2 separate regions of the Homo sapiens genome follow, and region 2 is linked to region 1. A link is an interaction called in ENCODE POLR2A ChIA-PET data of the cell type or tissue named here. Cell type or tissue: OCI-LY7. All regions are shown on one strand. Each heading gives the region's core, and the rest is flanking DNA. Links, peaks and the distances in the headings are about the cores only. Region 1 overlaps SENP5 (SUMO specific peptidase 5). Region 2 overlaps DYNLT2B (dynein light chain Tctex-type 2B).

Region 1 (4,379 bases), core at 380-4,379:
AAAAATTACTCCTCGCCAAACAGTACATGTTACTCAAGACGAGAGAACACAAGTTTATAAAGGCATTTAGTTTATTTTTCAAAAAAATACTTTGCTAGAAGGGTTGAGTACTGTAATTTTACATGATCATAATCTCTAAATAAATTCTTTTTCTGACCAACAGGTACCAGTTAAGTGAACAGCTCGTCTAGGTCTGCTTTTGTAACACCCAAATACAATTAGCACTTCTCTGCTGGTATTCCCTGGGCCGTCTTAATTATCTAGAGGCCAGGAGGCAAAGCCTAGCACGTAACAAAGTATGTGCTTTGTAACTGCTGATTAATTCAGTTTCTTAACTAGGCAGAGCAGGTCATCAGTGTATCTAATTCACACTATTAATACACTGTCTTGCTGAAGAGTCTGACCTGCCCAGAACCCCGTTATGGCTAGCCCAGGGAAGCAGTAAACTGCAAAGCAGAGAAAAGGGGCAGCTAAGATGAGGCTAGTGCTGGCTGAGTCCCAGTTAGGTCTGTTACTGTTCTGTTCCAACTATAAATCCAGGATGACTGTTACTCAGATTCAGTGCTATGTAGAAAATAGAATGCACAGCCAAAAACATAATTTGGGGATGACTGGCAGCACCTTTTTTTCCCTTTCTTAAGAGGCTAACTGAAAGTTGATTAGGATTCTTGAGAGAACGTAACTAAAAGTTGAATCAAATCTATATTCACTGCTATAGATTTAATAAAAGGAAAGACCACTGTAAAGATGCAACTACAACCTGATGCGTCTGCTGAGGAGAGGACTGGGCAGCTTGTTGAAGGCTCGTCAAAAGTAGCGCTTAGTTATCACAAGGCCTGCACTCAACCTCAAAAGCGTAAGGTTTAGGCCAGGCACGGTAGCTCATGCCTGTAATCCCAGCACTTTGTGAGGCAGAGGCGGGTGGATCACCTGAGGTCAGGAGTTCCGAGACCAGCCTGACCAACATGGCAAAACCCTGTCTCTACTAAAAATACAAAAATTAGCTGGGAGTGGTGGCGCACACCTGTAGTCCCAGCTATTGGGGAAGCTGAGGCAGGAGAATCACTTGAACCTGGGAGGCAGGGGTTGCAGTGAGCCGAGATCACATCACTGCACTCCAGCCTGGGCAACAGAGCAAGACTCCGTCTCAAAAAAAAAAAGCATAAGGTCTGCCTACCTCATGGGCACCCAAACAGTTCAGTGCCAAACTAGTACCAGTAAAGCCATGCCTGCCTCTTTCACCAACAGTCCAGAGTATATTTCAAAAATATCTTTATTAACCAAGGAAGCAATTACTGCAAACATCAGGACAAAGGACATTCTAATCTAGGACTTGAGTTAAATAGAGGTTTACACCTAATCACAAGAAGAGAGGGAAAGCAATTACGTGTGCTGAAACCAAGTTTCATCAATGACAAATATTTTAAAATGACTTTTAAAATACTTAACATTGGCCAGGCACGGTGGCTCCCGCCTGTAATCCCAGCACTTTGGGAGGCCCAGGCGGGCAGATCACTTGAGGTCAGGAGTTCAAGACCAGCCTGGCCAACATGGTGAAATCCTGTCTCTACTAAAAGTACAAAAATCGGTGGGGCGTGGTGGCACACACCTGTAATCCCAGCTACTTGGGAGGCTGAGGCAGGAGAATCGCTTGAACCTGGGAGGTGGAGGTTGCAGTGAGGCAAGATTGCGCCATTGCACTCCAGCCTGAGGGACAGTGAGACTCTGACTCAAAAAAAAAAAAAAACAAAAAACCCAAACTCAACATTTAGTCTAAGCCACACTGGGCAGCACACCTCAAGGTGCCCTATGAAGCATGAGACTGGAAGTGGAAGAGTCACTGGATTTGGGCAGCTCTCTCTCGGCGTTGATTTTCTTACAGGAACAATTCTGTCTCTTCTGCATGCCAGGTTCTGTCACTGAGGAACTGAAACACTTCCTCACTCTGAAGTACAAGACATTTTGAACTGACAGCCCAGTGACTGGCTACTTTGGTATACCACACCCCCACAAAAAAAAAAAAAAAAAAAAAAAAAAAATCAGAGGCAAATTTCTGGCATGTTTTGAAAAATCTCATGTTTGCATAATTATGTTTGAAAAACTCATTATGAGATCTTCCTTACCCTAAACTGTCATTTTTTCCTAACGCTGACAGAACCCCACCTATAGCAGCATAAAGTGCCTCTACTCTCAGTCTTTTTAACGACTTGAAACACAGTAAGAAACACTGACCTGGTTTGACATTAAGGATTTTGGGTCTGGAGGACTCAGGAGAGGAAAGTGCTGGGGCTGCTTCCCAGTGTCACCACTGGTGTTGGGAACCCTGCATGTAAACATGGTCGGACTCAATCCTCAACTGCTGGCAGTCAGCCTTCTCAACCATACCTCAGGGCCAAGTGAAACTAAACATTTTAGCTTTTTCAACACTCCAAACCTACGCGGGCATAAACTCGAGAATCTTCTGCCATTTACTTTGTTTTTCTATTCAGACTTCTGAGTTTCTCATACATACATTGGTTGGTTTTCCTCCCAATTCAGAAAGGGTAACTGGGTAGGTTTCACATGTATCTTTCCAACATGTCACGAAAGGCTGGATTAAAGATGTGAGACGCGTGATATTCATCCTAATGCAGCTAAGTGTATGGACAAGGGCCACTTGGCCTTTCTTCAGAAGATGAGGTTCAACAGAAGGAGAAGAACAGCTGTGCTAGTGTCAGCACTGGCCATGCAGAAGCCAGACGTACCCTGCATGTTACTGAGGTCACTAATGGGACAGGAGAAAGAACCTGACACGGTTGCTGCGCTCCCATGGGACTAAGTTGTCTCTATTACCTTCCCTCTTCTCTCCAGCCACCTGCAAAACATCTCAAGTCAGTCAGCCTTCAGTTTTGAATGTTTACGTTTCAGATACCCTTGAAATAGAAATGCATTTGGTAAACCTTAACTTCTTCCAATTGGGAGGCAACACAGGGAAATGACAACTTAAAAATTACTCTGAGAACAGCTGCATTCTCATTTGTTTGACCACTAGTTTGATGGATGTTAAGATTTTTTTAACAGGTCGAAAACAGAAAAATTCAGGGAATTCAATATCCCAGCAAAAGCCTTTATGAGATGTATGCCACGTATTATAATTCCTAAAACCACGATTGAAATCTGTCATTGTTACTGGCCTCCAAGGTTGCTTTTTCTCACACCTTACTCCTCCCAAAGCAGCCACTGTGCTTACAAGTGTGCCTCCAGAAACAGAAGACACCAGTCAGTTTACGACCACTTCCATCTCACCCTTCAAAAGGAATGGACTGCACTCTCTAAGACTCACTTGGAGAGGGAAGTTGGTGAAAGTTGCCGCTGGTAAAGTAAAACAGGACTGGATTTGTCAAAACCACCCCCAGCTACCCTTAATGCCCCAGGGAACACTTACTATTCTCAGAGTTATGTTGTATCAAAAACATCTTGCATTTTTAGGTTCTGGGAGTAAATTTGAAACCTGTATTCAGTTCACGTCTAACTAAGTTTCAAAAGCTGCACCAAATCTACTAAGCTTTTTTTTTTAATACTCTTCACTGCATGCTCTGTCTATATGCATGCGTTTGAATAATAAATATTAAATATGGGGGACGCACAGAACCATAAAATTAAAAATGAAACCAAACTGAACATTAAACAATAGTACATGGTAGCTGGAGAAATGAATAAGGGCAAAAAATAAATTTGAGGTAACAATAGTGGCCCAACACCACTGATCTGAAATATCTGTAAAAATTCAACTAAGTGTTTGGAGATTCAAGTAACAAACCATCTGCTCCAACTTGGTCAGACTTCCCAGAGTCCCTGCTGAGTTTCAGTCCATGAGCCGGCACTCACATAGCTCCTTGTAAATCCTCTTCCGCACTCGGGGCATGTCTTCTTGTGAAAACTGGAAAGGCTGCTCTAAGGCGAGGCACTTGCAGTACTGCAAAAAAAAAGGTCCCAGAAACACTTCAGTGGCACTTGGAGTTGTGGACCAGCCCATTCTGTTTTACTAAATGCAGACCTAATAGTGTCTAAGGCAGAAGACCCCAACCTTTTTGGCACCAGGGACTGGTTACGTGTAAGGCAATTTTTCCACAGACTTGGGGGAGAGGGGGTTGGTTTCAGGATGAATTATCAGGCATTAGTTAGATTCTCATAAGGGGTGAGCAACCTAGATCCCTCGCATCTGCAGTTCACAACAGGGTTCACACTCCTAAGAGAACCTAATGTGGACAGTATCTGTCCGTGGCCCAGGGGTTTGGGACCCCGATCTAAGGCAGCATTTTCATGTCTGTTTAAACTACTGTAAAAATACACTGTTTTAAGCATTTACCCAAATTATAGGTGACTGACCAAGCTAGTGC
Region 2 (4,389 bases), core at 288-4,287, 620 kb after region 1:
AGAATGCCTGCCTTTTGCCTTTAAAGTAGAATATACTATGGGCCAGGCGCGGTGGCTCACGCCTGCAATCCAGGCACTGTGGGAGGCGGAGCCGGGTGGATCACCCGAGGTCAGGAGTTTGAGACCAGCCTTGCCAACATGGTGAAACCCCGTCTCTACGAAAAATACAAAAATTAGCCGGGCGTGGTAGTGGGCATCTGTAATCCCAGCTACTTGGGAGGCTGAGGCAGGGGAATCACTTGAACCCAGGAGGCAGAGTCTGCAGTGAGCCGAGATAGTGCCACTGCACTCCAGCCTGGGCGACAGAGCGAGACTCCATCCCCCGCCCCTCCACCCCCAAAAGTAGAATATACATAGTTTTGAGGTAATAATTTATTTTCTTGACCCTTGTGCTTCATTGCCCTCTGACATTCAGTGGTAACTTGTTGTCAAGAAATCTGAGCCCAGCTTGATGTTCTCTGCTTAAGGAATCCTCACCTTTGGCTGGACGTGGTGGCTCACGCCTGTATTCCCAGCACTTTGGGAGGCCAAGACAGGTGAGTTACCTGAGGTCAGGAGTTTGAGACCACCCTGAACAATATGGTGAAACCCCGTCTCTAGTAAAAATACAAAATTTAGGGGCTGGGCATGGTGGCTCACGCCTGTAATCCCAGCACTTAGGGAGGCCGAGGCGGGCGGATCACTTGAGGTTGTGAGTTCGAAACCAGGCTGACCAACATGGAGAAACCCTGTCTCTACTAAAGATACAAAATTAGCCAGGCGTGGTGGCGCATGCCTGTAATCCCAGGCTGAGACAGGAGAATAGCTTGAACCCAGGAGGCAGAGGTTGCAGTGAGCCAAGATTGCACCATTGCACTCAAGCCTGGCCAACAAGGGCGAAACTCTGTCTCAAAAAAACAAAACAAAAATTAGCCGGGCTTGCTAGTCCCAAACTCCTGACCTCAGGTGACCCACCCGTCTCGGCCTCCCAAAGTGCTGGGATTTCTTGGGAGGCTGAGACAGGAGAATTGCTTGAACCTGGGGGGTGAAGGAGGTTGCAGTGAGCTGGGATCGTGCCAGTGCACTCCAGCCTGGGCAACAGAGCGAGACTCTGTCTCAAAATAAATAAATAAATAAATAAATAAATAAATAAATAAAATAATCCTCATCTTCACCTTTATGCTCAGTAGCTTTTCTAAAGATTCTGACTTTCTAATGAGCATTTTATAGCTTTCAATCTGCAGACTTTATTCTTTCCATATAAAGGAAATTTCCTTATATCTCTGAATATGTTTCCTATTCCATTCGTTACTTCCTTTTCTTCAGGACACCAAATATTGTTATGTTGAGCCATCTTTGTCTTCTATATTTATTAGTTTTTCTTTCCCATAATTTCTTTCTTCTTCTTTTTTTTTTTTTGAGACAGGGTCTCACTCTGTTGGCCAGGCTGGAATGCAGTGGCGCAGTCTTGGCTCACTGCAGCCTCAAGCAATCCTCCCATCTCCGCCTCCCAAGTAGCTGGGACTACAGGCGCCTGCCACCACACCCGGCTAATTTTTGTATTTTTTGTAGAGACGGGGTTTTGCCATTTTGCCCAGGCTTCTTCCTTTTTTATTGCCATTTACTTGTGATTTTCTTAAACCAGTAATTGTTTTCATTTGTGTCTTTTTTCTTGCCATTTTGAATTTATTAGTTCTGGAATGATCTTTTCTGGGTATTCTGTTTGTTCCCTAGGGCCGTGGTCTTTCTTTTCATCTCTTTATGTTGCTTAATAACCTGATTGAGGCTGGGTGCCGTGGCTCACACCTGTAATCCCAGCACTTTGGGAGGCCGAGGCGGGTGGATTGCCTGAGCTCAGGAGTTCATGACCACCCTGGGCAACATGGTGAAACCTCGTCTCTACTGAAATACAAAGAATTAGCCAGGCGTGGTGGTGCACGCCTATGGTTCCAGCTACTTGGGAGGCTGAGGCAGGAGAATCACTTGAACCCAGAAGGCGGAGGTTGCAGTGAGCCGAGATCGCCCCACTGCATTCCAGCCTGGGTGACAGAGGGAGACCCTATCTCCAAAAAAACAAAAACAAAACAAAACAGGCCAGGTGAGGTGGCTCACGCCTGTAATCCCAGAACTTTGGGAGGCAGAAGCAGGTGGATCACTTGAGGTCAGGAGTTCCAGACCAGCCTGGGCAACATGGTGAAACCGTGTCTCTACTAAAATATAAAATTTAGCCAGGTATGGTGGTGCGTGCCTGTAATCCCAGCTACTCAGAAGGCTCAGGTGGGAGAATCGCTTGAACCCAGGAGGTGGAGGTTGCAGTGAGTTGAGATCATCCCACTGCACTCCAGCCTGAGCGACAGAGCGAGATTCCCTCTCAAAAAACCAAACCAAATCAAACAAAATCATAACCTGGCCAGGTGCGGTGGCTCACGCCTGTAATCCCAGCACTTTGGGAGGCCGAGGTAGGTGGATCACCTGAGGTCAGGAGTTCGAGACCAGCCTGACCAAGATGGTGAAATCCCGTCTCTACTAAAAATGCAAAAAAAAAAAAAAATTAGCCGAGCGTGATGGCGCATGCCTATAATCCCAACTACTTGGGAGGCTGAAGCATGAGAATTGCTTGAATCTGGGAGGTGGAGGTTGCAGTGAGCCTAGATCTTGCCATTGCACTCCACCCTGGGCAGAAGAGCGAAACTCTGTCTCCAAAAAAAAAGTTAAAAAATTTGATAACCTGATTGAGTACTTATTTCATTGAGTTTATAAGCTTACATTGTTCTAGTATTGTGAATTAATTGTGAGGAATAACTCTTCGTTCCTTGATTTGTATTACTTCCTAGGTTGATTTTTTTCTTTCTTTTCTTTTCTTTTTTTTTTTGGACTGAGTTTCGGTCTTGTTGCACAAGCTGGAGTGCAATGGCGCAATCTTGGCTCACCTTAACCTCCACCTCCCAGGTTCAAGCGATTCTCCTGCTCAGCCTCCCAAGTAGCTGGGATTACAGGCGTGCACCACCACGCCCTGCTAATGTATTTTTAGTAGAGATGGGATTTCTCCATGTTGTTCAGGCTGGTCTCAAACTCCTCACCTCAAGTGATCCACCCGCCTCAGCCTCCCAAAGTGGGATTACAGGTGTGGGCCACCGTGCCCAGCCAAATTTTTTCTCTTACACAGCTCCTTCCTTCCTTCTTTCCTTCCTTCTTCCTTCCTTCCACTGGAAGTTTCTTTCTTTTCTTCAATATTTTTTGAAAAATTGTTTTGTGGACCAGGTGTGGTGGCTCACGTCCGTAATCCCAGCACTTTGGGAGGCCGAGGCAGATGGATCACCTGAGGTCAGGAGTTCGAGAACAACCTGACCAACATGGAGAAACCCCATCTCTACTAAAAATACAAAAGTAGCCAAGTGTGGTGGTTCATGCCTGTAATCCCAGCTACTCGGGAGTCTGAGGCAGGAAGATTGCTTGAACCCAGGAGGCAGAGTTTGTGGTGACCTGAGATCACGCCATTGCACTTCAGCCTGGGCAACAAGAGTGAAACTCCATCTCAAAAAAAAGAAAAAAAGAAAAATTGTTTTGTGGAGATGGTGGTCTTGTCATGCTGCCTAGGCTGGTCTTGAACTTCTGGCCTTAAGAGATCCTCCCGCCTCAGCCTCCAAAATTGCTGGGATTACAGGCGTGAGCCATGGCACCCAGCAGAAGCTTTGTTCTTCTTTGTTACTCTTTTGTTTTTGCTATTGCATCTTTGTTTATTGCCATTTGGCTGCATTTCATTTTGTTGTGCCCATACATCATAATTGCTCTGATATAATGTGGGGGATTTTTAATTGCTCTGATATGATGTGGGGGATTTTTAATTGCTCTGATATGATGTGGGGGATTTTTAATTGCTCTGATATGGTGTGGGTTTTTTTTTTAAGTTCCCCTCCCCACCATATCTGAGACTATTTTATTTTCCCCTCAGAACCGTGATTTAAGGGCTGAGTATTATTCTAGACACATTTCTGTATAATTTGGGATTGGTTAGAGAAAGGAGGAAGCTCAGCTGAGTTGTGTGCAGTGTTTTTTAAAAATAACTTGGACTCTGTCTTTACACACTCTGAATCAGGTTCATGCCCCACATGGGAGATTGCCTGTAGTCTTCAGATTGTCCCGTTTACAGTGTAATCTTGGAACCTGCACGTTCATCAGAGAGAGCTGGCTCTTTCAGCTTCGCTTATTTCACTTCTTTTGTTTTTTTAAAACTCTTTCCACTATTCCTTGGTCAAAAAAGTAGAAAGATTCAAAAATGCCCATTCCATTTTTTTCTCTTCAGACTTGGTGTTAGTGAGAATTTTCAGGATTTTGCTGCTTTAGCAACGTAGTTTCTGGAGTAAACAGCTAAATGGTGCTGGATCACCTCGTTTTGCTCTGGAATCTTCA

What was found. Peaks named below come from ENCODE experiments on the same cell type or tissue, not always from the same donor. Only the 100,000 strongest peaks of a DNase experiment are listed, where the experiment ranks them.
Region 2: POLR2A ChIA-PET joins it to region 1 with 6 read pairs; 3 of 35 experiments call an interaction of 5 or more read pairs at or near these places.

The regions. Positions count from the first base shown.
Region 1 is chr3:196,930,389-196,934,767 of GRCh38, reverse strand. SENP5 (SUMO specific peptidase 5) reads right to left here. Exons shown (of 10, transcript NM_152699.5): 10 at 54-3,955. The coding sequence ends at 3,845. Among named protein-coding and RNA genes, the nearest start is that of NCBP2-AS1, 7.3 kb to the left of the region's middle. In OCI-LY7, for the core only: no CTCF peak of the experiment used is centred there; DNase peaks (open chromatin) are centred at 1,947, 2,807 and 3,327; H3K4me3 peaks cover 929 bases; H3K27ac peaks cover 2,656 bases.
Region 2 is chr3:196,308,410-196,312,798 of GRCh38, reverse strand. All of the region lies in intron 2 of DYNLT2B (dynein light chain Tctex-type 2B), which reads left to right. Among named protein-coding and RNA genes, the nearest start is that of DYNLT2B, 7.6 kb to the left of the region's middle. In OCI-LY7, for the core only: no CTCF peak of the experiment used is centred there; no DNase peak of the experiment used is centred there.